Linked DNA regions of Mus musculus: all the other regions are linked to region 2. Evidence: chromatin loops called from intact Hi-C (ENCODE). Cell type or tissue: heart. All regions are shown on one strand. Region 1 has its middle 6.2 kb from the start of Pabpn1. Region 2 overlaps Zfhx2 (zinc finger homeobox 2). Region 3 overlaps Ngdn (neuroguidin, EIF4E binding protein).

Evidence for each region. Peaks named below come from ENCODE experiments on the same cell type or tissue, not always from the same donor. Only the 100,000 strongest peaks of a DNase experiment are listed, where the experiment ranks them.
Region 1: it touches region 2 in a loop (5-fold over the local background); 3 of 42 quality-filtered maps call a loop at or near these places.
Region 3: a loop joins it to region 2, with 5 times the contacts of the local background. A loop is called at or near these places in 35 of 42 quality-filtered maps.

Annotation. Positions count from the first base shown.
Region 1 is chr14:54,899,087-54,901,586 of GRCm38, reverse strand. No RefSeq gene overlaps it. Among named protein-coding and RNA genes, the nearest start is that of Pabpn1, 6.2 kb to the right of the region's middle. In heart, a CTCF peak has its summit at 1,004 (motif pointing left); a DNase peak (open chromatin) is centred at 1,076.
Region 2 is chr14:55,078,352-55,080,851 of GRCm38, reverse strand. All of the region lies in intron 1 of Zfhx2 (zinc finger homeobox 2), which reads left to right. Among named protein-coding and RNA genes, the nearest start is that of Zfhx2, 12 kb to the left of the region's middle. In heart, a CTCF peak has its summit at 1,384 (motif pointing right); no DNase peak of the experiment used is centred here; H3K4me3 peaks cover 1,024 bases; H3K27ac peaks cover 822 bases; H3K27me3 peaks cover 293 bases.
Region 3 is chr14:55,023,049-55,025,548 of GRCm38, reverse strand. It overlaps Ngdn (neuroguidin, EIF4E binding protein), which reads right to left. Exons shown (of 11, transcript NM_026890.2): 9 at 2,343-2,499; 10 at 2,156-2,213; 11 at 1,411-1,560. The coding sequence ends at 1,541. Among named protein-coding and RNA genes, the nearest start is that of Ngdn, 8.8 kb to the right of the region's middle. In heart, a CTCF peak has its summit at 1,127 (motif pointing left); no DNase peak of the experiment used is centred here.

The DNA.
Region 1 (2,500 bases), 180 kb after region 2:
GTTTCCATACCATTTCTAGGAGACACAGTCTCACAACTGATTTCCTGATCCATCTGGTCCTTACTGTCTTTCTGCCCCATCTGTGTGATATTCCCTGAGCTTTGTAGGAACTGTGTTGTGTAGATAGATCCACTGGGTTTGGGCATCCCACAAACACGTTTTCTGCGTTTTGATCGGTTGTGATTTTCTGTAACGGTCTCTTGTTAAAAAGAACACTTTGTCACCCTAACTGGTATAATTTCATTTACACTATATATGTATTATGGCTTTTTCATCATCATTTTGACCTCTCCTCAGTTACACCATGTTCATGATTTTGACAGAGATGTTAGGCTAGCCATAAGCCTTACTAAGGCTCTAGCGAATACTTGCTGAGGCCAGAGAATCAGTGTAAATCATACATGAAAACACTACAAGTTCAACTGGAATGCCTATCAGATGCATGATACAAATGTGGCAGACAGTATGGCTAGGGTATGGTAAGGGAAAGGCCTTACTTAGTTCTGGGTTTGTGCTTATTGGTGGTACCACACATCTTTTTAGCAACAAGGACAAATGAGTTGCCCAGTTAGTAAAAGAATGGAGAAAATAACAAACATGATAGAGTAGAATGGAGTGGACATAAAAGAATTAAGACCACAGAGGGGTCAAAAAAACCACTCATCTGCCAGGTATGGTGGTGCACATCTGAAATCCCAGCACTTGGAAGGCAGAGGTCGGAGAATCTGAGTTCCAAACCAGCCTGGGCTTGACACAGTTCAACTATCTCAAAATCAAACATCCAAAAGAGTTCACAAAGACTAATTTGTTCTGGGAGTGGTGGTACATACCTTAAAACGTGGCAATCAGAGGTTAAAGTAGGCAGATCTCATGAGTTCTAAGTCAGTTTGGTCTCCACATGGATCAGGTCCTGGCCTTCCAAGACTACAAGTGAGACCTGTCTCAAAACAACTTCTAGGGATCTTTCAGAACTAACCAATTAGTGCCCCCTAGTGGATACGCGAGACCAGAGCAGTATTCATTTGTAACAATTTCAGTGTTTCACAATCACTGTTGGGTTCTTCTGTTTTTGAGAGTCTCACTATGTAGCTCTGGCTGTCCTGGAACTATGTAGTCCAGGCTGCCCTGGAATTTAAAGAGATCTACCAGCCTCTGCCTCCCAAGTGCTGGGCTTAAAGGCAAGCATCACATCTCACTTTCTCATTTTTGACGACCAAACCAGATAGCCAGTGGGTAAACACCCATGCTATGGAACATGACAAGGATTTGATCCCCAGAACTTCACAAAGTAGTCCTCTTGACATGTCTCCTGTCCTCTTAACAAAACAGAAAGAAAAACAAGTCCTCATACTGTCTAGTTCAGATCTATAAGCAATTAGTTCTCTTGCCGTGAGGTTAGTCCTATGTCAATCACCACACTCAAGCTCCTATTATTCTAATACTGAATTGTAGACTGCTTCCTGTTAACCAGCCTCTGCAGAAGTATCCAGAGATCATATATTTTAGCTTTATCTCAAGAAAGGGACTTAAACAAGAGGTAGTACAATGGTTAAATGCAAAAATACACTGGTTAACACTCTTGTTAACACAAGAAACATGAGAGGCAGCCGGGCGTGGTGACACACACCTTTAAGCCAAAAAAGGAAGAAGGAAGGAAGGAAGGAAGGAAGGAAGGAAGGAAGGAAGGAAGGAAGGAAGGAAGGAAGGAAGGAAGGAAAGGAAGAAAGGAAGAAAGAAAGGAAGAAAGGAAGAAAGAAAAAGAAAGAAAGAAAGAAAGAAAGAAAGAAAGAAAGAAAGAAAGAAAGAAAGAAAGAAAGAAAGAAAGGAAAGAAAAAACAAAAGAGGCTTTAGAGCCTCATGGAACAGCTTGGTTCTCAAGGGGATGAGACCAAGTCATCAGCAGAACTAGCAATGGCAGGATGGATATCCTGAGGCTGGAGTACATCCTGGGTTAGAGTAATGGTTCAGTGGTTAAGAGCAGTGACTGCTCTTCCAGAATACCCAGATCTGGTTTCCAGCCCTTACCAGCTCCACAAATTCTTACATCTCTTTTTGGCCTCCACAGGATGGGCAAATACAGTATGGTACACACAGGCACAACTCACTAATAAAATCAATAGTCTCTTCTTGACAACACAAGTCTTACGTTAGGTAATATAGTACCCAAGATTTTAGTCAGAACTTACAATATAAAACTGTAACCCCCCTCCCGGCCTGCAATTTAGACAAGCAATTCCACCTTCAATTTCCACCTCTGGAGTGCTAAGATTAAAGGTGACAGTAAGCCTGCTCACAGGGGGGTCATAAGTTGTCCTTGTTTTGCATGAGTCCATCTTGAGACATCAGGGTTAATAAGACCCAAATTTAGAAATTAGTCCATTTGCACTCACCTGAGCAGTTTTCAGTTGTCTCGCTATATAGCCCTGCCCGCCCTGTAACTATGTAGACCAGGATGGCCTCAAACTCAAGAGATCCGCCTGCCTGTATCCCAGCACTGCTA
Region 2 (2,500 bases):
CTTCGTCAGATCCCATCTCAAAGCACTAGAGGGACCAGAAAGTAGTATGGTTCGGTCCATAAAGGCACAGGACCTGTGCCCAAGCCTGTTGACCCACAATGAGTGCCTGTGTGCTGCATACACACACAGAGTAAATAAAAATTATTTTTAGAAGATCGATATTTTCTTAAAAAAAAAAATAAGATCAAAGGACTGTTTGGATATGGTAGCACACACCTTTAATTCCAGTACTAGGGCTGCAGAGGCAGGAGGATCACTTTGAGTTCAAAGACAAACCTGGTCTTCAGAGAGAGTTCTAGACTTACCAGGGCTACATTATGAGACCGAGTCTCAAAGGGGAAAAGGGGGGCGGGGGAAATGGCTCAGCCATTGAGATCACTTTTTTTTTTTTTTTTTTTTGGTTTTTCGAGACAGGGTTTCTCTGTGTAGCCTTGGCTGTCCTGGAACTCACTTTGTAGACCAGGTTGGCCTCGAACTCAGACATCCACCTGCCTCTGCCTCCCAAGTGCTGGGATTGCCCGGCCCGTTGAGATCACTTACTGCTCTTGTGAGGTCCCAGTTCCCAGCACCCATGTCTAGTGATTCACAACTGCCTGTGACTCCAGATCCAAAGGGAATGTAAATGCTGCAGGGGGAGGCCATACCAGTTTGGGCTCAGTATTAGCTGCTTCCCTAGCCTGCGTGTGAGCCGGGGAAACATCCTCCTTTTGCTCTGAGGTGATGAGTGTCTCCAGACCCAGCAGCCAAGAGCTGAGTGAGGAGCTCAGAGGTAAAGCCTCGTCCAGCATATGCAAGACCCCCGGTTCAATCGCCAGCAGCAGAACAATAAACCAAGGCCAAGTAAGTAAGGCTTGAGTTCTGCCAACCTCCTAGGGAATCTCGACCTATCAGCTGAGGCAGGAGGATCATGGGTAATCTACTGCCAGCCTGGGCTTTAGAGGAGGGGCAAAGAGGGATAATCGCCAAGCAAAGCAGTAAATGGTGGGAGGACTAGGTGTGAACCTGGCCCCATTGAGAGGCGGAGCAGGAGGAATGCCAGCCTCCTTCCAAACACTGTGCTCTGCCCCGAGGGAGGGGATGGCCAAGCAGGGGGTAGAGCATGGCCCTCACTGACACCCAGGCCATGCACTCTGTATATTGATTGCCCTTATGGCCCTCACCCCATTACTCCCAGGTTTCCACGTGAGGAAGTAGTCTGGATAAGCAAGGTTGAGTGCTGGTGAGGGCCCGGGCCAGCATGACTTTGGTCTCTTACACTTGAAGATGTAAAGCTCAGGGCTGGTAGAGTCTTGGTGCCCAAGCTGTTGCCACAAAATCTTTTGCCCTTCACTGGGCCTGAGGAAATGGAGGGGGGCAGGTTTTGTTTATTCGGTTTGCAGAGCTGGGGCTTGGTGGTGTTCCCTCTGTGACCAGCAGGGGGCAGTGGTGCTTCTCCTAATCTGATCCAGGTGGGGCTTGGAGGGAAACACCCTGGGCCACCGTGGCTTCAAATTCTGTGGCGCCTCTAACTCCATTTCCATGCTCTGCCCTTGCCCCCTGGCTCCAGGACTTCTCTAGTTGTCTGTCAGTTTCCCATCCTACAGGGTCTCAAAGACTACCTTAAAGATCTTCCACTTGTATGCTGAACCTCAAATTCAAGCCTTTCAGTTTCTGCCTCCTGATATATGTGTGTGTGTGTGTGTGTGTGTACATATATGCCTTACTCTTCAGGTCAGTAATTATGACTGCCTTCTGTTTGCGGGACAGCAGTTCCTGTCGAGCCTTGAAAGCACTCCCAGGCTTCCCTCTCTTGAGTAACAGGCAGACAGGAAAACCTGGCGGAAGGGGGAAGGAGACAGTTCCCAGAACGAAAAGCCTGTTTCTCCACAGCCTTGCCTTATCCCTTCCTCTCCACCTCACCCTAGTGAGGAGCTGGGACGGGAGGGAAGAATGGAAGGCCACGAGGGAGCTCCCAGGACTGAGGGCCGCTTTAGAGCTGTCGATCCATCCATCTTTCGGGGCGACTGCACCCTCAGAACTCTCCGCCCTCCCTAGGCTCCAGGGCTCCCTCCTTCCATTCCCCGTGGTGGCAGCAGCCTTGTAATTTAAAGCTCTCCCTGTCGCCTCTAATGCGATCCTCCGGTTTTATTGACTCGCTCTGCGGTCTGTGGCGCCCCTTCACATCAATCTCCGCTCTAATCACACGGCTGCCACTGCCTGCTCTGCGGAGGCCCAGCCCTTTCCTCTACTGTCCCCCACCTCCAGAACACCAGCCGCCTTCGCTCCAATTCCTTCTGAGCTGTAATGTCATGGTCTGTGGCGGCTGCCTTCTGCCTCTACCCTCCTGTGAGACCAGGCCCACGGGAGAGCTGCTCTTAAGAAATGCTGGGAACCACAGGAAGAAATGGCTGTGGGACAGGGGTGACTGAGAATCTTGGCTAGGGATAGCAGGTAGATGAGCCCCGATTTTTTAGAGGCTTTCGTGCCATCAACAGTTCAAGGCAAGAAGGGCAAAACAAAA
Region 3 (2,500 bases), 55 kb after region 2:
AAGCCTCACCCATCCTGTCTCTGTTAGCCACAATGCTGGGAGGAGGTTATAGGTGTGTATAGCCATGCCTGACTTATTTATATTACTCTTTTCAAATTTTGTGGGGAGGGGACATAGGCATGTGACATCTAAAGGACATTTTCAGGAGTCAGTTCCCTCCTGGGTCCCAGGGATGAAACTCAGGTTGTCCAGCACCTTTACCTGCTAAGCCTTCATGCCAGACCCTACTTCGTGACTTTTCATGTGAGTATTGGGTACCAGAACTCAAGTTCATGCTCATAGGCAGGTACTCTTACCCAATGAGGTGTGGCCCCTGGATTCAAGCACACTTGTGTTTCTAGCTGAGGAAGAGTAAAGGACAAAAATATTAAATGATTTCACCATGACCACAGTTAGTAGAGCAACCATAAGTCTAGTGTTCCAACTTCTACCAGGCTGTAGTTGGCTGATTCTTATACCAATCAGAATGACCAGTAGAACTCCGAAATCAGTCCATGGGGCATGGGGAGGGTGGGTTTATAGAGACGCTCACCAACAGAGGTTACTCTCTGCAGAGAGCTCAGATGTGGATCCTGGCTTGGGTCTGGCTCCAGCTCCTGGAGGGTGCCCACTCTCCGAGCTGTCACACTAGGGACTCTGTGCCCTGCTTGAGGACAGCTGTACAGTTTTTTAATTTTTTCAAAGATTTATTATTATACATAAGTACGCTGTAGCTGACTTCAGACTCACCAGCAGAGGACATCAGATCTCATTATGGGTGGTTATGAACCACCATGTGGTTGCTGGGATTTGAACTCAGAACCTTCAGAAGAGAAAGCAGTGCTCTTACCCGCTGAGCCATCTCACCAGCCCTACACAGTTTTTAAAAGGGCTGGATTCATTGACCCAGGTAAACTGAGGTCTCATGGAGGAGTGGCAGAGAAGCCCCACGTCGTCATGCCTACACCGACTCTCCGCCTGTCACTTCAGCTGCTCTTCACAAATCCTTCCCAGGACTGAGCACAGATCAGCTCTTACGAGCAGGACATTAGAAGAGATGAGTCCAGAAAAGTGGGGCAGAACCAACCTACCTAGCTTTTAGTTTATCAAGCGACCACAAGTTTCCTGAGCCACTAATGCCACCTGGTGGCCAAGCTGGACAGGTCAACAAACGCTGAAACCAATGTGATTTTATTTTATTTTCTAAACTCCTGCAGGGAGCTGGGGCCAGGGAGGCAGATTACTTCATCCTGCCTCTATTTTGTAAAATAATCATTTCCCAATTTCTAGGAAAAATATATTACCAAAGGAAACAGCAAACCAAGCTTCTCTAAGTCTCCCAAAACATCGTCTTCCCTTTCCGCATCCTTTTGTTGAATACAGCCCACGCGCCCGGCAATTCCAACCATACAATGTATGGCAAAAAATGTCTTTCACTCGTAAACAAAATTAATTTTATTATTTAGTAAAGCACTTTCCACATTTCCAAGGCAAACGCCTACACACAGTGAAGTTAGAAGCATCCCAGGATGACCAAAAGTACACGTGTAAGCGCACCACATCACCAGCGCCTCCGAAAACCTGAAACAGAAGGGAGCCAAGAGTGAGGCAGAGAAGGGCTCTAGGAGGTGTGCTCTGAGGCCGGGGTGTGTGTGTGTGGGTGTGTGTGTGTGTGTGTGCTCTGAGGCCGGGGTGTGTGTGTGTGTGTGTGTGCTCTGAGGCCGGGGTGTGTGTGTGTGTGTGTGTGTGCTCTGAGGCCGGGGTGTGTGTGTGTGTGTGTGTGTGTGTGTGTGTGTGTGTGTGTGTGTGCTCTCTGAGGCCGGGGTGTGTGTGTGTGTGTGCTCTGAGGCAGCACTCTCTGTCCTAGGACTCACAGGAGCATGAGCAGTTAGAGAGCCATCTCCTCGGGTGATGTTTTTATACTTCTATTTACAGACAGTTGAAATGTGAGTTGTGGGGCCACAGAAATATAATGCAGAGACTGCCTTGTGAGAGACAATGATTTCAAGCTTGAGAAAGAAAAAAAGAAAAGAAAAAAAGAAAAAAAGAAAAAAAGCCAACCTAAAGAGATTAGTGACTATCATGGAAGGGACAGACAAGACCTGAGACAAGTTCCTGAGAGATGGCATGCCAACTCAGACTTCCCGTGGCACCTAACGCCTACTGGGTCACTGACCTTTCTTCTTCCGGCCTTTTTTAGGTAGCTTCTTCCTCTTTTTAACAGGATTCTGGTCCTGCAGACAACAGAAGCGAGGAATAGTCCCGCATTCTAAGCACCAGCACCCTTGCCCGGGCTTTCTATATGAAGCCCACGTGTGGCTAACAACATGGCGGCTCCTGCTACCACCGTACCTTACTCTTACCTCATCGAGATGAGCAGTGCCCCCTGTCAGAGCACTGATGTCACTGAAGTGTGTGAGGGAATGAAGCTGGGAGCTCATGGCGCTCGCTCGCCTTCGCAGTCCTTTCTCTCGCTTGCTAACACTTAAGCGCACCATCATGCTCTCTTCATAGTTGACCC